Regions from separate parts of the Mus musculus genome. Here regions 2 and 3 are each linked to region 1. The links are chromatin loops, found by intact Hi-C in ENCODE. Cell type or tissue: left cerebral cortex. All regions are shown on one strand.

What was found. Peaks named below come from ENCODE experiments on the same cell type or tissue, not always from the same donor. Only the 100,000 strongest peaks of a DNase experiment are listed, where the experiment ranks them.
Region 2: a loop joins it to region 1, with 7 times the contacts of the local background. A loop is called at or near these places in 18 of 42 quality-filtered maps.
Region 3: it touches region 1 in a loop (9-fold over the local background); 24 of 42 quality-filtered maps call a loop at or near these places.

The regions. Positions count from the first base shown.
Region 1 is chr4:41,609,774-41,617,773 of GRCm38, reverse strand. It overlaps Dnaic1 (dynein, axonemal, intermediate chain 1), which reads right to left. Exons shown (of 20, transcript NM_175138.4): 10 at 7,485-7,569; 11 at 3,427-3,544; 12 at 3,081-3,124. Among named protein-coding and RNA genes, the nearest start is that of Enho, 27 kb to the left of the region's middle. In left cerebral cortex, CTCF peaks have their summits at 1,361 (motif pointing right), 3,433 (motif pointing right) and 7,376 (motif pointing left); DNase peaks (open chromatin) are centred at 1,431, 1,911, 3,441 and 7,850; H3K27ac peaks cover 1,384 bases.
Region 2 is chr4:41,519,174-41,527,173 of GRCm38, reverse strand. Fam219a (family with sequence similarity 219, member A) reads left to right here. Exons shown (of 6, transcript NM_001159583.2): 2 at 2,760-2,808; 3 at 5,205-5,307; 4 at 5,482-5,562; 5 at 6,208-6,262; 6 at 6,776-8,000. The coding sequence ends at 6,934. It overlaps Gm12404 (a long non-coding RNA gene), which reads right to left and starts at 6,802. Exons shown (of 3, transcript XR_001784270.2): 1 at 6,680-6,802; 2 at 6,458-6,562; 3 at 6,123-6,356. In left cerebral cortex, a CTCF peak has its summit at 4,136 (motif pointing left); DNase peaks (open chromatin) are centred at 4,184 and 6,134.
Region 3 is chr4:41,549,069-41,557,068 of GRCm38, reverse strand. The region is part of intron 1 of Fam219a (family with sequence similarity 219, member A); the gene reads left to right. Among named protein-coding and RNA genes, the nearest start is that of Fam219a, 16 kb to the left of the region's middle. In left cerebral cortex, CTCF peaks have their summits at 1,489 and 4,388 (motif pointing left); a DNase peak (open chromatin) is centred at 4,383; H3K27ac peaks cover 499 bases.

The DNA.
Region 1 (8,000 bases):
TTGGTTATCCTTCCTTTTCTCTTCTTTTTTGGGGGGAGGGGAAGGAAGAATTGAGATTGGGTTTCTCTGTCTAGCCCTGGCTATCCTGGAACTTTCTCTGTAGACTAGGCTGGCCTTAAACTCACAGAGATCTGCCTGCTTCTGTCTTCCCAAGTTCTGGCATTAACGGTGCGCACCACCACCAGCTTCCTTTTCTGTTTTTGCTCTGTATCTAAAGCCAGGAAACTGTGTCTGAAGGATGTGACATGTCCCAAATATATATCCCTATCCTTCCTGTGCTGGAGAGTTTTATGTCAATGTGACATAAGCTAAAGTCATCTGAGAGGAGAGAATCTCAATTTAGAAAATGTCTCCATAAGATCAGGCTGTAGGCAGACCTGTAGGGCATTTCCTTAATTAGTGATTGATGTGGGAGGGCTAAGCCCAGTGTAAGTGGTGTCATCCCTGGGCTGGTGGTCCTGGATTCCATAAGAAAGCAGGCTGAGCAAGCCATGATGAGAAAGCCAGTAAGCAGCGCCCCTCCATGGCCTCTGCATCAGCTCCTGCCTTTGGGTTCCTGCCCTGCTTGAGTTCCTGTCCTGACTTCCTTCAGTGATGAACTGTGATGTGGAAGCATAAGCCAGACAAACCCTTCCCTCCCCAAGCTGCTTTGGTTCTGGTTTCTGACAGCAATAGTAACCCTAACTGAGACACTGCCTAATTTTTCTGTGGCTGAGTCTCAGAATAAAAACCTAAGAAATTCAGGGGAAAGAAAGCTGAAGAGGCCTGGCCTGTGCCTCCTGGGATCAAACTCAGCAGTGAAGCTGAGTTCTCATTCAGTGTTTCAATTCAGGCAATTTTGTTTCTCCCTGTGGGTTTCTATTTGGGAACTTCCAGAGACTGTAATGGAGGCTGGCGAGACTGGCTGTTCCTCCCAGTGACCTGTCTACAGCCAGGGTGCTGCCCCAGCTTGCACTTCTTCCATGGAGCACTCGTCTAAGAACATAGGACATCCCAGGTGACCTCAGAAGCCAATGCCTCGGCTGGCCCTGCTTAGGCCTGAAGCAGGTACTGTAATCAATAGTCACCTGAAAGTTGGCTGAACTGAGCTGGTGACACCAGCATAGAACCCTGCCCCAGCCTGGCTTCTGTGGAGACCCCCCCCCCCACACCCGGTTTTGCTCAGGCCCTCTGAGGGACCTGCAGGGAAGTTAGGAGACAGAACAAGAAGGTGGCAATGACTGGCCTGAGTGTGTAAACGTTCCTGCAGCACACAGGGCTCTTCTCATGCAGGCCTCCTGAGATGGAGGCCTGGCTGGTTGTCAGTCTTGCCATGTCACTAATGAGGAGACAAGGGCACAGAGAAGTGATCCTCCAGAGGGAGCTCTCTAGCTGCCTGTGGGTACCACTGGGGCTGTGCCTCCAAAGACCAAGGAGGGACAAAGAAACCTTTCCTGGATGAGTACTTGCCCAGAGGAGGCTGGAGCCTGCCAAGTTGAGGCATTCTTCATGGAAGGCATTACCTTTCTCTGACTAAGGATACTTCCCATGGATGGCCTCCAGAGGACGTTGCTTCTAACCCTGCCTAGAAGATGGGCTGCGATGTTCCAGAGTGTCTCCTCCCGCCTGCAGAGGCTCCTACACTCTCACCTCAGCCTCAAGCAGAGAGCCTGGGCCTCACATGGGGGTCCACACCCACTCCTGGGAAGGCCTACCCAACTTTCAGGCTCTGTTCCAGGCCCAGTAGCTGCAGTGTGCATGGGGGGGGGGTGTTCTAATTCCCTGCCAGAGGGGGAGGGTGCTCCCATTTGGCAGCAGCCCACCTTCAGGAGTAGGGACACAAAGCAGGCATTTAGGGCATCCTCAAAGGCGGCTCAGACCACAGAACTGGGAGCAGCTCCAAGGGCTCCTCCCTGAGAGGAATGACAAACACCAACTCCTCCAGACCCCCTCCCCCTGGAGCCCTACCCTGGTCAAAGAACTGATGAGCCATCTAAGAGGCAGTGACCAGGAGCTTGCGAGCCTGCCAGCCAGCAGCAGCTTGAAGAACGGAAGGGTTTTCCTGTTCACAGACGTGAATCCTCCCAGCCAGAGAACAAGCTGTTAGCATTAGGGAGCTGTGCCTGGCTCGCTATGTAGGGCCCTTCCCATTAGGAACAGGGACAGTCCAGCGCAGTGGTGGGTGTTCCTGCTTGGCCCAAATAGCAGGAAGGAACAGCAAGTTGCATATACAGTCAACAGCCCGCGCTGCCTCCTACTTCCAGCATACCCCAGCCGGGCCAGGAACACAGGTAACTGTGATCTCCAGTGGCTCAGTGACAGAAGGATAAACTTCAAACACTCACCTTTCCTCACCCTTACCCTGCCTCAGACCTGGTCAGGAAGGCCAGGCAAGGAAGCAGAGAGAGGGCCTCCATCCCACTCTCCATCTTTCCTTAGCACACCTGCACCAGGTCCCCCAGTCTCTAGCCTCAGGCCTGCAATCCCTTCCTGTATGAGACATATCCCTGCCCTTCCAGAATTCCTTCAGTTGTTTCCTTCTTGAAATGGCTTACCATGTCCTCTGAGGGATGACCCAGCCATATCATTCCTGCCTACAGACTTGGCCTATGCTGGCCCCTCTGCTGCAAAGCTTGCCCCTTCGTTCTTTGAGGGTCAGTTAGCATATTCAGTTGTACTCTTTTAACCGGCATTAATTCCCCATATGAAAGTGGGGTCTTCCCATTAGACCAGTGGTTCTCAACCTGTGGGTCGTGACCCCTTCTGAGTGTCCAATGACCCTTTTACAGGGGTCACCTAAGAGCATTGGTAAATACAACATTTATATTACAATTTGTAACAGTAGCAAAATTACAGTTATAACTTAGAAACAGAAATAATTTTATGGCTGGCGGTCGCCACACATGAGGACCCGTAATGAGGGATCATAGCATCAGGAAGGTTGAGAAGCACAGCATTAGACTGTGAGTGCTCTCCGAGGGCCAGTGACTACATCCTGCTTCTCTCTGGATTTCTCACACCTGGCTCAAAGCTCTGACCAGACTAGGAACTTAGTGTCTGATATTTGCATGAGCAAACAAATGAATGGGAAGATCACTTACAGGAGCCGTGTCCCACTGCAAAAAGATCCTTGTACTTTGGATTCCTGCAAAAGAAATGTGAACTCGTCGACACTGGAAACAGACATGGCCTTCCCATGGTCATGAGCTTTCTTTCCCATGGGCACTGGTGACTAACTGCTTTGCAGACATCCACTGTCTAGCTTAGACTCCTACCATGGTAGACATTAGATGATCCTGCAACCCAAAAAGGATCCAGGTCCTATTTCCCCCTACTGTGTCCCATGTCACACTCAAGATGTAAAGTGGAAGAAGAGTCTTGTGGCTCAAGATTTGGCACGCAGCGGGTGCTCTGGGGCACTAGTTTTGCTGCAATATCTGTACTCACCAGCAGAGGGCGGTGACTGCCAGGCGCTTGGCTTTGTCATTTTGAAACTTCCAGAGAGGCAGCAGCGTACCCTCCTGGTCCCTGTATTCATCAGCAGTATCCTCATAGTACTTAAAATCTTCAACGCAAATAGACACAGTCAGCCAGGGACTGCCACTTTGTAGCAAATCGATACCTCTTTGGGAAATACAATGAACCTCTTTGTGTTTGGGGCTGGGGATAACAGCAGTACCTATCTCAGAGGACCACTGTGAGACTACAGGTTGAGTTTAATACATGCAAAGTATCTAGAAAAATGCCAAGCACATAATTCTCTCTGTATATTAGCTGGTGGGGCAGGGCCTACAGTAAAGCATCCCTATGTGCGTGCACAGAATCCCAGGCTGCATCCCTCATCCTTGTGAGCCTCCTCAGTGCTTCAGATCAGAGCAACCAGATTTCAAGGGTTCAGCTGCCAGAGGCTGATTAATAGTTCTATTCATTCTGCATCCTAGATCCCTAAAATACCGTCTGAGTTTATACTCACTGTCAAGCCTCACTGCAATGGGCACCTGGACACACCTCCATGGGTTCCCAAAGCTCCGCTTCATCTGTGAAGCTGTGTCTGCCTTCCATCACTGCTAGGCTGCCAGAAGCAGCTCCTTCCCATTCACCTAAACTGTGGAGCTGGGGAATCCTTGGCTGACCTCTTTCTACCTTGTCTTATATTTTCCTCCTGTCTTTTTTAATCTTTTTTTTTTAAACCCATAGCTACTACCTACCTAGGTCAAGATCCCCAAGTCCATCACCTGACTATCATATTCTTCAGCTGGTCTCCCTGCGTCCTCCCATAACTCTTTGTCAGTCCACACTTCAGGGGAAGGGGGAGGAGGAAGGGGAGGGGGGAAGGGAGGGGGAGGGGGAGAGATGAATTTGTGCCCGGTAGCCAGAGGGCCTGTAACCTAACATCACTTTATCACCCAAACTGGACGGGAACATCTGGGCTCAAGTGATCCTCCAGCCTCAGCCTTCTAAGTACGTACCTAGTGCTACAGGTATGTGCTAGTACACTTTTGGTTTTTTTACTACATAGCTCAGGCTGGCCTGGAGCTCACGGCAATCCTCCTGTATCAGCCACCTGAATATGGCTTTTTTGAGAAGACTTAATTTCTTTGTCTCTTCCAGTCCTCTCTCTCCTCTACTGAGACATGTCATTCCTTTGCCTGATTTCCATGTCACACATGTCCTAGAGAGCAGGACATACGTCATATCCATCCCTCTGTCTCCAATGCATGGGACAGGAACAGCCACAGAGCAGAGACAAAGTTCTTTCAAAGAATTCAAGGAAATAAAACAGCATTCGGGAAATGGTTCTGTCTTCTTTCAGGTAGGATGGCCAACTAGAAGAGACTCTCTAATTCTACACAGTCTGGGACAGGCCCAATCATTGCCTGATCCCTCCCACAGTGCCCCATACCCTGATGTAAAATCAAACCTCAAAACTGTCTTGGAACCATAAATAAATAAATAAAAAATTTAAAAATGAGTGGTCAGGAAAGTGTGAGCCTTGATCACATCAAGATTCCTAAGCTCGAGTGAACTTTGAAAATCCCTCATTTCAGTGTGGGGATTAATTGGTAACACTTCTCTATTTTTATTTCTTTTTTCATGATTACACTTTCCCAAAGGGAAAACATGGTGCAATGAAAAGAATCAAAGTTCAATGCATTTTTATGTGACTGTGTTCTTATAAATGAAAGCTGTTCACAAGGCCAATTTCTCCATGGATATTAATCAGGTTTGCAGCCCTGTGGTGGGCCACTTGCAGAGGCTGGGTCTCAGGAAGGGGAGTCGTGTGAGTGACAGATCCTTTCACGGCCGCTGTGCACTTTGACAGCTTTGAAAAGCACTCAAGGTCGTTCTCCAGCCTGAATGATAACGAGGGGGCTTGTTTAGGCTGCTGGTCTTGGCAGCCTTAGTTTTTGTGTCCCATGAGTGTGCAATGAGCATCAAGTCACCAAGAAGGGCCTGAGGCTGTCAGCAAAGGAGCCCAGCCAGCAACATGGCATTGCCAACTCCTGGGAGGCAGCTGCTCCACATAAATGCACAGCCTCTTAGGGAAGTACAAGCCACTTGGGCATCGGCTGCTCACACCATGGGAAGGGCTCCGTTTCCTTGGCACTGTCAGAGACGCCAGAATTCCCAGGCCCCTGGCATTGAAGCATTCTGAATCTGTTTCTATCTTCACCTCCTTGCTAACTGATCGCTAGGACAGATCTACTGCGTGTGTTCCTTTGAGAGGCCTCCTCCAGCCCAGCGGCTCTGTAGGCTGGAGGTGAAGTGCTTATCAACAGATCTACCAAGGAGCCTGAGTTCCAGGCCCCACCCCTCGTACCTACCACTGGCTGTGATTTTGTTCAAGTAGCAATATAATTAGGTTGGGTTTCTCATCTGTAAAATGGGGATGATAATGTTATTCATGTCAGAGTAGAGCTGTGTGGAAAACAGAGAATGCTATGTCCAAATGTACAGCACAGAGCCTGGCACACAGGCCCTTCCCAGTGAGCTGCGGTGCCTGGTTTTCCACGATTACATCTCTCCCTTTGTTCTGTCCCTCGTGCAACGGTCTGCCCAGCACAGAGAAGCCTGTCCCACCCCATACCTTTACCTCTGTTCCTCAACTCTGCCCCCCTCTACTCTCACTGGGCGTTGCTCGGCCTAGCACCTAGCTCGTGTCAATGCCTCTCAACTGCCTATGGAGAAGGCCCCAGCTGCCTCTTTAGCCTGAATTCCCACTATTTCCCAACAGCTCCTGTTCGCATCCTTGAGCCTCTGCTTCTTTCTCTGAAGAGTCAATTCCTACTCATTCTTGCCACCAAGTCACTGTCTGCTCCTGTCACCGTCTGCTCAGAAGACCCTCTCTCTGCACCCTCCCACAGACCCTGCCTATCCCCTGCCACCTAGTCCAGTACTCCCTAAGCCCTTCAAGGCCTTCCCCACACATCCCATATTTAGCCTTTTATCCTTCTTATCCTCCTCTTCCTCCTCTTCTTCCTCCTCCTCCTCCTCTAACTCCTCCTCTTATTCCCCCTCCTCCTCTAACTCCTCCTCTTCTTCCTCCTCCTCCTCTAACTCCTCCTCTTCCTCCTCCTCCTCCTCCTCTTCTTCCTCCTCCTCCTCTTCTTCCTCCTCCTCCTCCTTCTCTAACTCCTCCTCTTCTTCCTCCTTCTTCTCTTCCTCCTCCTTCTTTTTCTTGAGACAGGATTCTTTGTGTCACCCTCACTGTCCTGGAACTAGCTTTGTAAACCAGGCTGGCCTCAAACTCAGAGATCCATCTGCCTCTGCCTCCCAAGTGCTGGGACTGAAGGTATGGGCCACCAGGGCCTTGCTATTTTTCTCTTCTTCTGGGGGCCCCTGAGCAGTTCCTCTCCTGTGAATTCTAGTGTCAGCATCTCCAAGCCAACTGGGTGGGGACGCGGGCACCAGCTCAAGACCTAATCCTGGCTTCTCTTTGCTTCTCACTGGCCAGGCAGCTTTGGCCTCTGCTGCTCATATGTGAAGGCAGAGCAATCGTCTCTGCCCTGCTGCTCCCGAGGACTGCTGAGAAGGTGGCATCGGGTTACTATTCTGAGGCTCATTCTGGCCACATGTCAGATCAGATCACTGCACTGGCTGTTTACACACCGCCATTCACTGTGGACTGGCAAGGTCTTCAGTGACAGTCACAGCAGGAAGGAAGGTGGTGGCTTTTGTTTTGTTTTTATTTCCCCTTTACTATAGGACTGACTATAGTGGAACACTCAAGCATTAGACTTTGGTGAAGAATTTTAACTACTAGTTCCCAGACTGGTGTGTTGGCGCAGCAGTTAAGAGCAGTTGCAAAGGATGTGGGTTTGGTTCCCAGTACCCCTAAGGCAGCTTACAGGTGTCTGAGGCTCCAGTCCCAGGAGATCTGTGCCCTCTTCTGGCCTGAGTGGGCATGGCACATATGCATGGCAGATTCAGACAAAAAGGTATGTGCATGCACACGCACACACACACTTAAAAATAATGAAAACTGCTATCCCCTTAAATCTTACCTTGAGCAACATCATCATACGTATTTTGGTTGACCATTCGCTCCACGATTTTAGCAGCTTGGGTCACTTTGGTGATATCATCACTCTATGGAATATAGAAACCCTCGTTAGTGCCTGGTAAGGTCTGGCCCTGAGCCAGAACCCAGATTCACAACTGGCTCAGCAATAGAACCATGTGGTTAACTATCCCAGATGGCTCAGAAATGGCTCACAGCTAAATCTACCAGGCACCAAACACACCACATAGGAGGAGCCCTTTCCTCAAGGGTGCACAAGGGCCAAAGAAGACATATCTGGTCCATGGATAAAGTTGCCTCTCACTCTTCCATCTGGAGGTTGGGAAAAAGCATCTCTCTGAGCTCAAGAAAAGGCATTGAACAGAGTCCAGGAATCTGGGGGTGGGGGTGAGGGACAGGGCAGAACACTCAAGTACTTGTTAGCGGCTTTTCAGTGGGAACGGGAGGGGAATCAGGGAATGACAGATTCCCACATAAGGCCTCGGGGATCTTCCAGCCC
Region 2 (8,000 bases), 91 kb after region 1:
ACTGAGAGGCCACTTGGGCCTCGGCTTAGTTTAGGCCACTGACGGCCGGCTTTTCCAGTGTGTGGTTTGAAAGGGGCCTGCCAAGGAGCTGTGCAGAGCACGGGAGGATGAAGATTAGGAAGTGACCTGAGACGCAGACACTGCTATCTACCCCGCTGCCACACAGGGTGCCCTTCTCACCTTACCCGTGGCTAAGGGGTGAAGACAGAGGCAGAGTGGTAGGCCCAGGTTCTTCCCTCAGGAATTTGAAAGTCACTATGGCAGCCCAGTCCACCCAGGAACAGACAGGGTCAGAATTTCCCTCCTAAACCTCCTGGCTGTTTCCTTCTCACCATGGTAACAAGCAGAACGGTAAAGCAGCTCATGCCGGCCGCCTCGTTTCTGTTTTGTCTTCGTGTGTATGATGTGTGTACATCCTCGTTCATGTGAGCACACTTGTGAGAGATGGTCAGAGGACAACTTGGAACAGTGTCAGTCCTGGCAGCCGACTGCTTCTTATTGTTCACCACTGCATAGACCAAGCTAGCTAGGCTGTGAACTGCTGCAGAGTTCTGTGTTTCTGCCTCCACCTCACACCAGAGACACTTGGGGATTACAGACACTCAGTGTTCCTGGCTGATCTGAGCTCTAGTGATTTGAACTCTGGGGTCCTCATGCTTGCACAGCAAACGCTTTAGTCACCGAGCCGCTTCTCTAGGCCTTACTTCACTTTAAATGGGTCAGCAGGAGCTACACAGATCCCTGGACCTGATACAGCGGGCCAGCCCTGGAGCATTCTATCTGCCTGTCTGTCTGCTTTCTGTATCTTCAAGGACAGAACAAGGGTCCTCTGCAGTCTTCATACCTTAGATTGGCCACTCTGAAGTCCCCAGCTAAAGACGGCAGGATCTCTATTGCACTGGTCATCATGGTATTTAACTCAGAAACTCACAGTCAGAGTGCAGAAAATGAGTTTCAGTGACCAGCCAGCCACCATGGAGCCCCTTCATCACTACCCCACAATGCCCGGAGACCATGAGGAAGATAGGATTCTAAAGATTCCTGTGTCCTTGGGTTCTTTGGAGTCCTTTGGGTCAGGAAATACCAGACCAAAATGTGTCCTCTGGACTCACAAACTCACACAGCTGGGCTTACCTGCAAAAGCCCTATGTTGATCAAGTCAGTCAACATTCTAGCTTGAAGGGGGAGGGGCTCATGGTCCTGCATCCCTAACTGAGGGGTTATGGGTAATCCATAGCTTCTGGGACGGGGAGAGAGTCAGTTTTCTTTAAAAGTGTGCCTACTGGTGGGTCCCACTCCAGTGGACAGTACCATACCCAGAAGTATAAGATTAGCACAAACTGAATTCTTGGGTTAGTTTTTTTATTTTTTTAAAGAAAAAAAAAGTTAAAAAAGAAAGAAAGAAAGAAAAAGAAAGAGAGAGAGAGAGAGGAAAAGGGACAGAAATTTGAGGAGTGGGGAGGAAAGGGAGGACCTGAGAGGAGTCAGGGGAGGAGTAGGGATGAATAGGATCAAAATACTCTGTATGAAATTTGAGAAGAATAAAAACTTTTCAAATTTTCTTTTACTTGTATGTGCATTTTGCCTGTATGCATGCATACGCACCACATGTGTGCCTGGCGCCACAGGCATCAGACGGCTTTGGATCGGAAGGCTCTGGACCTCCCTGTAGGTATTAGGAAGCGAACCTAGGTCTTCTGCAAGAACTCAACTGCTAAGCCAAACCTACTGGCCTGAGTATAAAAACATTGAAAATGAGAGTTTTTCATTCTAAGAGAAGCTCATCTTTAGCTCCCTTTATAATTGTGAATCTGACAATTATGAAAAATATTAAAAATATCTTTGTTTATGTCAGAAAAAGGATTGCAACTAAACTCATATGCCTGCATATAATAGAGAAATGATTGTAAACCAGTTTCAAATGTAGATGCAAGTGGTGTGTAACCTGAATAAAATCTTTTGTCCCCCCCATTAAAAAGGAGGTGCTTGTCACAGATGGCATAGACAGGGGCCCTCGTACATCGAGGGCATTTTGGAGAGATAGCAGGGCTAGCTAAGGACTCTGGGAAGCACGGGGTCTGGCCCAGAGCTGGAGGCTATTGAGAGATAGTGCAGGGGAGAGTGCAAAGGTTGCACAAGCAGAATGAAAGCCTGCCTGTCCTCCCTGTCACCTGCATCACGTGTCCTGCTTTCAGGACAGCACAAAGCCACGTGGTCCGCTGGTTTGTCAGGTCCGTCTTCTCAGGCACCATTCCCATCCATCGGGAGACACTGCTTAGAGCTCATCTGAGAACTTCAGAAGTCCTCACTCGACTTTTTTCCCCTTCTTTTTAGTCTTGAGTCCTTGCTTAGATTGGCCAGTTGGTCGTCTAGACCCTGCAAAGATGAAACAGAGAAAGAAGGGCTCTCTGGAGTACCTGCTCTGACCTCGATCCACCTGCAAGCTCAGAGGAACTTGACAGACTCTTCTCTAAAACAGCTTGTACCAGCCTTTGTAGAGGGAGCCCTGTGGGTTTCAGGCAAGGTTTTCTGGAGCAGCCTAGCTTACTTGGGATTCTTGTTGGTCGGGAGTAGGACATCGTCTCCTCTCTTCTACAGCACATAGTAGACCCGTCCTCTCCCTCCCTGAATGCTGGCTGGCCTGCTGCTAGCGTAAATGCTCCCAGAAACCCAGAGGGCAGATGAGAAGGTTTGCTTCAGGGTTGAGAGCAACCCCTGGAGTCACATGCTTGCCTGTCTTCTCTGCTTCCCCCCCACAGGATCCAGCCGCAGCCTCTATCTCAGACCGAGACTGTGACGCCCGGGAGGGTGAGTCCGTAGCCATGAATTACAAACCATCCCCGCTCCAAGTGAAGCTGGGTGAGTGTGTCGGGGATGAGGGAGATGTGGGGAGTGAAGAAGGTGCTCTTGGATTGGGTTGACAGCAAGGTGCTACAGTTGAAGTGGCTCAGGCTGGACGATCCCAACCTCCAAGTAAGTCATCCGCACTCCCAGGCACCGCAGAGAACCCAAGACAGCACTGGATAGGGCCAGCCAAAAGGAGCCTGCCTCCAAAGATAGGGCAGCTGCTGCTATGTGTGAGGGACAGATTCAGGGCCAGGGTGACTTCTGTCCAGGGAGGCTGTCCCTTCCTTAGAACCCCAGCACCCATTTCCTTTCCAAGTATTGCATTATCCTTGTCTTAGGGTGGGTCCCATGTCCACTGACTGCTGTGAGATCGCCTGACCCCCGCAGCTGCCCAGAGCTCCAGTGACTCCAGGTCTGACCCCACCCGCTGCTGAGCACCGCCCCTCTCCCTTCATGGACCAAAATCTCACAGATCCAAGGCTGCTGAAGACAATAGCAGACTCCCACCAAAGAGTTGATTTCCTGAAGAGAAATTATAACATGCCACACACAAGACAGATATGACAGTCAGATACAGTCGTCACTGTCCTTAGTTCTTCTCAGAACTCAGGCTCTATCTGCCCACCAAAAACCTCATTCCTCAGCTAAGATGGAGCCTCTTATCTCTTATCAGGCTCCCCTGCATATCGAGCTATCAGGATTCTTTCCCACAGAGCCTGTGCCTTTAGGGAATTCAAAAAAATAAAACAGGTCTTGCAGTTCTCCTTCTAGCGCACACCCAGGCAGCCCCCTGGTTGATTTTCTAAACACAACAGCAGCTCTTTTGATGGACTTGCTTGCCTTCCTAGGACATTCTATTCAAAGTACAGCTACTTTTGTTTATTGTTGTTTTAATGCAACAATAAAAGTATTTTAAATGCATACAAGTTCTGTACTCTCTCCACAGGCAACCATTCCAGGTTCTTGTAGCTTCATTTTGTACTTGAGCACAAGAGCGGCATTACATTGTGCACATTTTGTGAGCCTTGCTCCCTCCCCTGGATGATGTCCTACAGAGAATGGCTTCATTCTTTTAAATGGTTGCATAGTAGTCCGTAGTTTGAGCCTTGTCAGCTTATTGTCTCCGTTTGTTTTCATGATTTCAAACAAAGTTAGCATGCTGTTAAAATAGCATTTTTATTTCCTTCACCATAGAATTGCCACCAAAACTCATGGACATTCACAACTTGTCTCACTTAAGATAAAGAAAATCACCAAGAAATGTAAGGCAAAGTGCACCCCCTAGAGGCTTGATATGGTAATGGCAGTTGCTGTCTGCTGAAGAGCCTGGAAAACTAAAATAGAGGCAGAGAGGTTAGAGGGTAGGAGACAGCGCTTCAAAGACTTGGAAATCAGAGATCATTTTCAAGTGACTCACGGGTGCTGTGACGGCTCCTCCCACCCTTACACGAAGAAGTCACACACCCACACCTGCCACCATGTTTCTGCCACAGAGCAAGCCTTTCTCCTTCGTCATGGCTTTACTTGACATTAGTAAGAAAGAGTGGCTGAGCCTCCTTCCAGGCAGCTCTCCGGAGTCGCACGTACCACGTAGTAAGTCAGCAGATGTCCAGCCCCACAAGTGCAGGGGCTCTGAGCCCCTGGAAAGATTGCAGACTGGGCTCCTCAGCCTCCTGCCCAATCCTGCCCACAGCCCCTTTCTGCCCCTCCTGCTAAGGAAACCCTTAGTAGCTCCTTTTCCGTCCCCATTAATCCCAAAGTGCCTCAGCCCCATGGCCAAGGCCTTTGCACTCTGAGGGGTTTGGTTGCTTTCTTTTGTTTCTTGAGATGGGGGTCTCTGTGCATGCTCTGAGTTTATAACTACTGGAAGCTTTCCATCCCTGTGGTATAGTACTTGATGCATAATTGCGATTCTAGTGTTTGTTCAGTGAATAATTAACTGATGAATGGCTCCTTTCCCAAGTTCACCTCTTTATTACCTCATCTCCCTCCGTTCCGTTCACGCCCGCAGCTATGTCCTCTTGGGTTGCTTTTGTACATACTTTCCTCAGGGAAGGCCTCTCTGACTGCTCCAGCCTTCTGTGTTCATCTCTTCCTCTCTAGCCATTCCTTGACATCAAGCACAGGCCGGCTGCCTGACATAGTAACTGTGGTTCCCACAGGGTAGGGTCAGCCTCCTCTTTTCAGCTGTCTGTCCACCTCAGTTATGCATGTCCACCGAGCGTCAGGTGCCTGGCGGTCCGTGGGATCACTACAGAAGTACGCGTCTGCAGGAAAGGCCCAGATCAGGTCGCCCCCAGCAGCAGGGCCTGGCAGCCGCTGGGCAGGACACAGCTTCTTTCCCGTGTTCTCCGCAGAGAAGCAACGGGAGCTGGCCCGGAAGGGTTCCCTGAAGAACGGCAGCATGGGCAGCCCTGTCAACCAGCAACCCAAGAAGAACAACGTCATGGCCCGGACGAGGTAGGGGTCCTCTCTGCCCCACTGGGACCTCACCAGTCAACACCTACCATTGCTGGTCTCCACCCTCTCCCTCCTCAGGGGAATGGGGGAGATGACAGTGAGGGGGAGGACCTAATGTCCTGTTTATATGCTCTGGCTGACGGTTGTCACTCCAACTCCCCACTCTTTACCCAGGCTGGTCGTCCCTAATAAAGGCTACTCCTCGCTGGACCAGAGCCCTGATGAGAAGCCACTGGTAGCTCTTGACACAGACAGGTGTGTATGGGGTCTGGGGGCAGCTAGGCAAGCCACATGATGCTGTGTGAGCTCGGATGGCTTGTAACAGGCCACACCTGTCACACTGCCACAAGGGCTGTGTTCTTCAGCCACCAACTCTCCATGGGTAAAGTCTCCCAAGGGGGTGGGTTTTGGCTTCGTGGTGGTGGTGGTGGTTGTTTTAAAGGATTGTTCAGAGAGAGGCCTGGGGGCCAGCACAGTTTGCTGTGTGCTGAGACAGCTGCTGCCCCACGATGGACTGATATCTCTAGACAGCCTAATGGAATGCCTGATGCCAGTCCCCTTCTCAGGGAAGAACCCTATGCCAGGGTAGCATCTGGCTAGCCATAGACTTTTGGAAAATCCGAACAGCCAGGGGGATTTGAACCTAGGGGGAGAAAAATTAAAACAGCCTGAGGACGAGCGGAAAGAGTGGTAGCAGTTCTCTCCAGAAGGAACTTAAGAAGCCACACCATTTAAAGGTCGAGCTAGGAAACCTGCCTTAGCAAACATATATTTGCATACTAAGCACGGGTTATTTAAATCATACTGTTGGGAGGGGGCGGGTATAGCAAAGACGCAGAGCGTTTTCTGTTTAATCTCTCTAAATTACTCACTCTTCTCTCTCGCTCTTCTCATGGCCAGCGACGATGACTTTGACATGTCCAGATACTCTTCCTCTGGCTACTCCTCTGCCGAGGTGAGGCTCCACCCCTTGCCTCCACAAACCACGGGAGCCAGACTACCTTTACCAGGCAGCCAGGCAGTGGGCGGGGGTGGGTGGGGTGTTGTTCCTAAGGGGCAGAAGAAAGGCACGTGGGGCAGAATCCTGTGGAGGAGGGGCTCCGCGTTAGGCTGGGCCTGGGCTGGGAGAATTTGGGAAGAAATCACTAACCTGAATTACAGCGAGCCCGGGGTTATTAAAGAGGGGCTCTAAAATAGAACAGGTGTGAAATGCGGGCAGACACCTTACAGGAGTTGACCTGAAATCGGGCAAACCCTGAAACGAATCAAGAGTAAAGATGAGAAGTTGACCTTGGACTAGGCAGGGGCCTGTATATGGCAGGGCCTTAGGAAAACTTGTCTGGAGGAAGGGAGACCAGAGCCAGGCTCAGACCTGGCATGAGATGGGGCTGTTCTGTGGTCTTGGGGTGATAGCGGCAGCTCCAGCCCAGGGTGATGCCCTTCCAGCTGACACGAACCTTTTCTACAGCAGATCAACCAAGATTTGAACATCCAGCTGCTGAAAGATGGCTACCGGTTAGACGAGATCCCCGACGACGAGGACCTAGATCTCATCCCCCCCAAGTCTGTGAACCCCACCTGCATGTGTTGTCAGGCCACTTCCTCCACCGCCTGCCACATTCAGTAGTGGGCGGGGTCGCCGCGGTGCACGGGGCGCTGACCTGGGCCCGGTGGGATGCAGCAGGAGAGACCCCTACCCTGCTGGTCCACTGGTCCCCAGCCCCGCGCCTCTTAGAGCCGCCAACCTCGTAACAGTCATTGCTTCCTCCTATGGTAGGACGTGTACCTCTGTGTGTTCAAGGAGCCGGAGAAACCAAAACCGGGTCTGTCTCCAGCCCCGGGGCTGAGGAGGGGTGGGCACTGTTTGTTCGGTTACTTGGGGGGAACCACACCCAAGCACCCTGCCACCTCTCCTATAGCTGCAGTCAGGGGGGCAGCACTGAAGGCCAGGAGGCCAAATGTAAGCGTTGGGTGAAGGGATCACAGGGCCGGAAGGTTGGCCCCAGCCAGTGAAGCCATGAATCCCCCCCAAGCCCGGCTTGGAAAGGAAGGAAAGGGGTTTTGAGAAGAAAAGGATCCAAGCAATGGGGGCAGTTCTCACACCTCAGAGCCCCTCTCCCCAAACCCTGTGCCAGCCCATATACCTATTTGTGTTTTCCCCTCATCTCCAGATGGGAAGCCTGGCAGCGCTGTCCAAAGGGATACTGTCTCTCCATTAGATAACTCCTTCCACTGTCTCCCTCCCCCGCTTTCTTACTTTCTGAGGGTTGGGAAGGTAAGATGGGCCTTAGAGAGAAGCCAGGTTTGGGGATGGTATGACCTGTTCTCACCGGTCTCTAACCAGTGCATCTGTCTCTCTGCCTCATCCCCACACCGCCCTGCCACCCCCAGTCTTCTGTCTATTGGTTCCAGGCTGGAAGCAAGAGATAAGGCTGGCCTCCTGTGCCCCATTGCCATTTCACCCTAGCTCAAAGTCCAGGAGCCAGGCTTCCAGAAAGGCTCTTCAAGAGCAAGCTTAAGGAAATACAGTGAGCCAAGTGGCTGTATGATATGGTATGGTATGGTATGGTATGGTATGGTATGGTATGCACATGTGTGTGCATGTGTGTGTGCCTGTGTGTGTGCGTGTGCGTGTGTGTATGTGTGTGCGTGTGTGTGTGTGTGTGTTGTACCCGAGTGTGTGTTGAGCCTAT
Region 3 (8,000 bases), 61 kb after region 1:
GAAACCCAGGAAATGCTGGTATGGATGAGAGCGTAGGGTGGGGCGTCAGGGAGGGTGCCTGTGAGAAACCATGGGATGAGAAGCCCTGGGGTTCTCTGACAGCCAGTAACTGCTTCTTGCTCCCCACTGAGTCCCTTCCAAACTAGCCTTTCTCCATTTCCCCCTTCACAGCACCCTGTAAGTTTTCAGAAGTCAGCACACAGGAGGGCCAGTGTAGCCCTGCTCCCGTTGGTGGCGAAACCTTTAACCACGCTGGCTGCTCTGTTGTGGGACTGCCTGCCAGAGCTATTAATAGTATAGTGATATTTAATATTTAATAAGCAAAGACAGACTCTGTGGATGAGTCCCCCAGCACTGTGTGGCTTGCATGCATCCTGCTAGGGATGGGGAGAGTCCCCAAGGTCTGGGAGGGAGGAGGGAAGGAAGAGTACCATCCTTTGAGCATGCCAGGTTCATGTTCTTAGCACAGAAGCTAAGTGTGACAGGGACTCTGTCTGGGGCAGCCTGCCTCCCGGTGGGAAAGGCAGCAGCTGCTGGCATGCAAATCGCAGAGTTGGTGAGGGGAGCCTCTGCTGAAGGAGGACCCTCAGACCAGTCCTCTGAGGATACAAGCTTCCAGAAGACCTTCTCTGCTCTCTGCTGCCTTTCTGCTCCCAGGCCTGGCTTAGTTTCAGAAAGGCTAAGCAGGGGTCATGGTGTGTGGCTAGTGGTTTAGGGAGGAGGAGGAAGAGGAGGAGGAGGAGGAGGAGGAGGAGGAGGAGGAGGAAGAGGAAGAGGAAGAGGAAGAGGAGGAATAATTATGTGATGGCAGGGTGATGAGTGAGAGTCAGAAACCTGAGTACAAGATTGGGCCTCTTACCAACCTTCCATCAACTTCAGATGGAATCAAGCACATTGGAGGGTCTGAGATACAACAAAGGCAGCCGCAGGACACTTTCTTGGGAGGAACTGGTTTAAGTATCTCTAATTATGGAGAGACCCTAAGGAGCTAGTGAGGAGTACTAACCTTGGAGCAGGAGAAATGCCCTATAAAGCTAGGAAGTTGAATGGGTGGATCCTAGCTATGTCTTCACTATGACCTTTGGCCAACCTCTGGCCTCTTTCAGGCTACTTGTAAAATGAATGAGAATGTGCACATGCAGATGAACTGCAAATCACTACCATTTCTGGCCCAGGATTAGTGATGGCGAAGGAGTGAGTGATTTCCTTTTCCTATCAATGGTTCCTAGGAGACCTTTTGTAGGAGAGAGTAGAGAGATGTTTCTTCTTGTGAAGACTGCTTAGTGGATGTGCTGTGTACGAACCCGCTCCCCTCTGAGGTGCGACTGAATACATCACCCTCAACATACAGTTGGCCTACTTTTTGTGGTGTTGAGACTGATTGATGGGATAGTTAGCCTGATTACAGCCCATTACAGAGGCTCCTCAACATTTACCTAATGTTCTCAGCAGCCCCCGATGCTCATTACCTCGGTCCATTATTTCATTAGGAGTTTCCTGGTCCCTTTCAGTCCCTCTGGTGGCAGGCCCTCTCTCCTTGGCAGCTATTTCCCCACACCATCCTTATGACAGAATGGTGTCATTTCCTCTGCATCAACCCACGAGGACTCTAACAGGCCTTGAGACCTCGTGGACCCCATTCTGCTTCCTGGGTGACCCGGGCTTCTCTGAGGGAAGGCTCGTGACTTGGTTCTCTTCTCGCTGAGGCGTCTCTGTGAAGCCTGCTGGGGCCATGCCTGACCCACAGGCCATGCTGAAGTGTGCAAGCAGCTACAGCTCTGAGAAAGTTCTTCCCCTGCCCAGGGATTTCTCAGGAGCCCACTTCTGTTCTGAGGATAGTCTTCCACACTTGTTTCCTCCTCTTCCTGTGGAGCCCGGGGTCTGGCGGGTGCCCAAGCCTGGCTTCCTGTTTACTGACTGGGAGAGGTTGAGGGGGGCATGGGAAGGGCAACTCGAGCAGGCGTGTCCTTTTCTCTCTCCTACCAAGTTTAACTGCCCTGGGGAGCAGATGGTACCATCTTCTGGAACTTTGGCATTCCTGCGCCGCCCCTGATCACCACTTCTGTGTGGTTCTTATGTTCAGAGGAGAGACTGTGGATCTTGTGCTCTGTGTACTGTGCCCCAGACAAATAAAATGCACACCTCAGTTTCTCTGTGGGCCAAGTGACCAGGAAGCCCAGAGTTGGAGCTGCTGCTTACAGACTAGAATCCACCCAGACCCCGACCCTGCCTACCACCCAGCTTAGTCTTCTGGTCACAGTGGGGCTTCGGATGTCGCAGGAAGCCTGAGAGGTGCAGGCTGGCCAGGGACTAGCTATAAGCGGCAGGAAACAGCAGGGACTATGTGTTGGTGTCCATTGCTCAGAGCAATGGCTTCCCAACAACTGTGGGTAACTGGCTGTAGGACCAATGGCCCCATCCTCTGCCAGCACCAAAACCCATGATTATTGAAGCTCCTTACTTATTTGATAGCCAAGCATGGTGGCACGTTCCTGGAGTCTCCACAATCTGGAGGCTGAGGCAAGAGGATTGCTTGAGTACATGGGTTCTGTGTTGGCCTGGACGACATAAGCAGACCCTATCTCAAAGAAAAACAAAAACGGAAAGAAACTCAGAGTGGCATACAGGGCACACACACTTCTTTGCACTTGAAATCCTTGCCACGAGGAATGCAATGTACAAACCATGTAAACTGATATTTTGTTTGGTTGTCTTGATTTGGCTTGATTTTGAGACAATATCTTACTGTGTAAACCTGCTAACCTGAAACTCATAGAGATCTGCCTGCTTCTGCCTAAGTGATGGGATTAAAGGCATGTGCCACCATGCTGGGTATTTATGGTTATTATACTATACTGCTTAAGGAATAATGAGAAAAAGTCCATACATGTTTAGTCCAGACATTTTCTGTCTAATATTTTCAACAGAAGTTTGGTTGAATCAGCATATACAGAAATCACAAATTCACAGGGTCAACTCTGCAGGATTTCTGATAAGAGGAAACGTGGTCGCCCACCCTGGCTCCTCCTTACGCCTGACTCTTCCTTGAACAGTGAGAACCTGAAGGGCCACATTCTGCTCCAAGAAAGGAGCTGCCACAAAGTTCTGTCTTGCTCCCCTCTCCTGGATGGCCCCAGCAAGAATTATGTGAAACCCAATCTCTTTCATCCCATGAAGAGAGATTATCAGTGCTGTATGGTAATACACATCTGTGACCCCAACACTTGGGAGGCTGAAGTAGGATTGTGAATTTGAGACCAGCCTAATCCATGCAGTGAGACCTTCTGTCACAAAATAATAAAACAGTCAACAGAAACCAGATGTGGCCGTGCACACTTGTAATAATCCCCACTGCTCATGAGGCTGCAGCCCGCGTCAGCCCAGGCTGCACAATGAGAGGGTCAAGGTGAACCTGGACACATAGCAAAACCCTATCTAAACTTCCTAAAAAGTAGAGACGTGGAGGAAATCGTGTTGCTAAGTAACGGGAGTCCCTTATCCCTTACACTCCAACAACTACTCCTGCCTGTAAAGATGCAATCCTGAGCAGGGTATGGAAGAAAGCACCTGTAATCCCAGCACTTGGAGAGAGAGGGAGGGGGAGCCAGATGTCAAGAGCATCTGCAGATGCATAGTAAATCAGTCTAAGGGCGGCCTGGGATGCATGAAATCCTGTCTGAAGAGAAAGAAAAAGAAAAACACTCAAATCCTTCTGCCAACCTGCAAGGCCTCAGATAGTCCGCCTGCAGCCTTCCCACCCAGCTCACCCCAAGCCCCGCTGCTCCCGCCTCTGGCCGCGTCCCGCCTTGCCCGGCTTCCCGGGTTCTGCTTCCCTTGGCTGCAGGGCTTTTGCACAGACTTTTCTCTTGGAATGCTTTGTTCTGTACTTTCTGCCTTGTTTGGGTTAACTCCAACTCGTCTTCTAAGCTTGCTCGGGGTCTTCTCTTCCTGTGCTTCTCCCAGATGTGATTGAGAAATGTATGGATTATTGTTCTATTGCCATCAGGCCTTATGAAGTCTAAGTTCCATGAAGACAGAGACCATAAGTACCTGTCATGTAGTAGACTTTCACTGACTACCCGTTGAATGAATGAATGCATACATGAATGAATGAATACAAAATTCAATTCCTTAACTCCTTTACTTAGAAACCCATGCCATTCTGTCATAGTTAACATGCGCCCTGCTGCTAGTGAACATTTCCCAGATGTGCAGCATTCCACTTAACCTTTTCGACTCTGTGAAGGGGGTATCTGCTTAATCTACAGAGAGGGTGGCGAGACCTAAGGTCACCCAGCTAAGTGCCAGAGCCATATCAAACCCAGGTGTGCTGCCTTAGAACCCGGTCTCTTAACTGTAGTACCACACTGCCCCCTCTTGGCATGTCCCAGAGTTGCCACCGGCTTCTGGTTAATTTCAGCTGTGTAAATGAGTACTTGGCAGAGCCAGCTGTGGAGCCCAGCTGTGGAAGGACATGGCGATGGATTTCAACCTGGGCTGCTGCTGTTCTAAGGTCATGCATTTTCAGGGCCTGCTGCCCCATATGTTTTCCATGGACCCTTTGCCACCTCCAGGCTGTAATAGAGCATCTTGTTTAGAGACAAGAAGGACCAGCTGTTTGAATGACCTGTTCTGCAGTGTCCCGGGGAGTAAGCATGTGCTGATTAAGATCCTAATAAAGATAACTGAGAGGGAGATCAGGGTGTTTGTCTCTGTGATTTACTCACTAAAAACTGCACTCTGGAAATTAGCTTTAAGGCATTGCTGGGAAGCACAGACCTAGTGGGGGGGGGGGGGAATACCTCTTGATCTTGATTACAGTAAAGCTCGAGTTATTCGGCATGCTATGGCTTCTCTGGTGGCAGGGAAACCGGGGCTGACAAATACTTTAGACTAGAGGGGAGTGTGCAAATGGGAACTGAGTGGTGTAAAGATAACCCCAGCTTCTATTCGCTGACCATGGTGTAAATATTTTACATGCATTACTCCCTCTCATTCTAACAGCAGCCTTGCACCCATAAAAGGAATTAAGTATTTGGAAAATAACTTCAAAAGTTTTAGGACAGCTGTTCTTCCTGACTTCAAAACCAGAGCACCTCTGAAGCCAAGTTGGTGAGGACAGACAGCTGACGGTGGAGCACTGGTCCTGTTGTTAGAAATTTGATTAAACTAGAAAAAGAGGCAAACATATTCTTTTATTAGTCATTAGGATCACAAGTTCAAGGCCAGAGTGGAATATGTGCTGAGCTACTGCCTTAAAAAGTGAACACAAATATATATATAATTGTATAATATATGTATATGTAAATATGTATATAATTGTATAATGTATCGTTAAAGTAGTTGCAATAAACATTATAATAGCTGCAATATTATCATAGTGAAAAGAAATTTTAAAAAGCAAAGAAGCTAAGTATGATGGTATATGCCTTTAATCCTAGCACTCAGGATACAGAGACAGGAGAATTTCTGTGACTTTGAGGCCAGTCTGGTCTACATATTGAGTTCCAGGGCTGCCAAGAATACACAGAGAAACTGTTTCAAGCCCCATTACCACCACCACTACAAAAACCAAACCAAACCAAACCAAAATAAAGAACAAAATAAAAACAAAAAACCAAAGTGCCGAAGCCTTCAGTAGTGGAGACTGATTAAGTAAATCATGGGACATTCTTCCCACAGCATATATAGGAAGTCTTTTATAAGGAGAAGGTGGGGTATACTTGGTAGCTCATACATATAGTTCTAGCATTTGGAAGGCCAAGGCAGGAAGATCAGGAGTTTGGGGCCAGCCTTAGCGACATAATGACTTCAATACTAGCCTGAGATCCATGGGACTCTGTTAGTTTTTTGGTTTTCGTTTTTTAAATCAGCAGCTAGATGAGCTGATTCAGCAGGTAAAGGCTTGGGCTTCAGGACCCTGGTGACTGTAGTTTGACCCCACAACGAAGATGAAAGCGAAGAACCAGTTCTACAGGGTCATCCTCTGGCCGCCGCCCATGTACTGGGTCATGTGTGTCCACACACATCACACATAGTAATAGTTAATGGCTTTTAGATGAAAAGATGCTTATAATCTATTTCCCCTGCCATAAAGAGCATGTAACATAAAAGTTGCCATCATAAGATGCATATGAAGTGTGGGTAGTCTGAGTTTGAAGCTGTATCTGTAAGCATACATTTTAAAGTCTGGCAGTAGAAAGCAGCAGCAGTTCTAATCACATGAGAACCTGCACTTTCTTCATTTTTCACCTTTGCCTGGAATCTGTTATGATAAATCAACTTACCTTATATTTTATTATCCCTTTTTCTTTTTTTAGTCAGTTCTTTTTTTAAGATTTTATTATTATACACAAGTACACTGTAGCTGTCTTCAGACGCACCTGAAGAGGGTGTCAGATATCATTATGGGTGGTTGTGAGCCACCATGTGGTTGCTGGGATTTGAACTCAGCACCTTTGGAAGAGCTGTCAGTGCTCTTACCCGCTGAGCCATCTCACCAGCCCTTATTCCTTTTTCTAATTGTGTAACAAATGCAAAAAAGTATATATACTCTTTCCTTTAGCATATACCTACACAGGCAATAGAGGTTTTGTTTCCTCACCCACATATGTTTGGAATCAGGTATTGTGTGGACACGTTGGTTAGATGCACGGAGGATGGAAATGTCACCTCACATATCGGCTGCTCCCCTGGCCGGGCGCCCTCAGCTTTCACCTCACATCTCCCTTCCTTCTCTAATTCTTCAGCACTCTCTGGCTGTGAGGAGACTAGGCATTTCTTTGGAAATAAAAGGCTCATCATTAAACAGAAATATCCCTGCCTCTTAAGTCCCTGTTGGCAGGGCTCCCACAGCCTCACCTTCACCAGCAAAGAGAAGTGAGGAGGAGATTCTGTTGTCACCCCCCCAGCTTGTTACACCCATGGTCACACATGTTTGGGTGTTCTCCCTCCTGTTCATGTTCTCAGAACAGCCTTTTCATGTGGCAAAGTAGGAAAGGGCCCAGGAAACTTGTTAACTAGTCTTGGCTCATAGCCTACATGGGAGCTTCTCAGCCTTATTTTTTCTCTGCAAAATTGGAATAAATAATAGATGCTACTTCTGTGTCTTATGATTGTCAGAGATTAAATGAGAAAATAAGGGAAAAGCTTAGAAAACATAAGTTGCAATACAAACATAAGTGCGTATATTTTTCTGAGTGTAATCTTTTCAGACTTGTATTATGCTCTTATGTCTACACACATGCTTCTCATCTGCTTACTATGGGATAACAGTTTAATAGGAAAATAAGAGAGATTGGGAATCTTGAAAGGCCACTTCTTAAAAACAACCTAAAGAGGGTTGGAGAGATGGCTGACTCAACAGTTAAGAACCGACTGCTCTTCCAGAGGACCCAGGTTCAATTCCTAGTACTCACATGGCAACTCACAACTGGCTGTAACTCCAATTCCAGGGGATCCTACAACCTCTTTTGGTCTCTGAGGGCAGGCAGGCATGTATGCTGTGCCCAGAAATACACTCAGTCAAAACATCTATCCGTAGAAAATAAAAGTGTAAAGGCCTGGGGAGGAAGAGTGGCTGTCTGCTTCATCTCCTGTGTCGTTTGTTTCCCCAGGGAGCATGTGTCACTTTTTTAAGTTAAGGAAGCCAATACACATTTTCTAATGGCTTAAAATAATTTAGTCAAACTAGAAATAGTCATCGGAAGTCACCCACACAGAGGGGTGACAGCTGGGGCAGAGAGAACAAAGGATTTAGAAAGATAAGCAATTGGGGAAACAGCTTGATGGGCAAATTGGGACCGCATTGTTCAACTTTTGAATGTCAGGTCAGTGCATTTGTACATGGTGGAAGCCACTGAAGGGTCCTGGGCAAAGGGGTAATGTAATGAGTAATTTGATTCTCAGAACAGTTTTAAGAGTAATGAATGTGGATGAGAAAGTTCCAAGCCTTGCAAGCCTGGAGGCTTGATTTCAATCCTGTGACTCCAAGTAAAGAT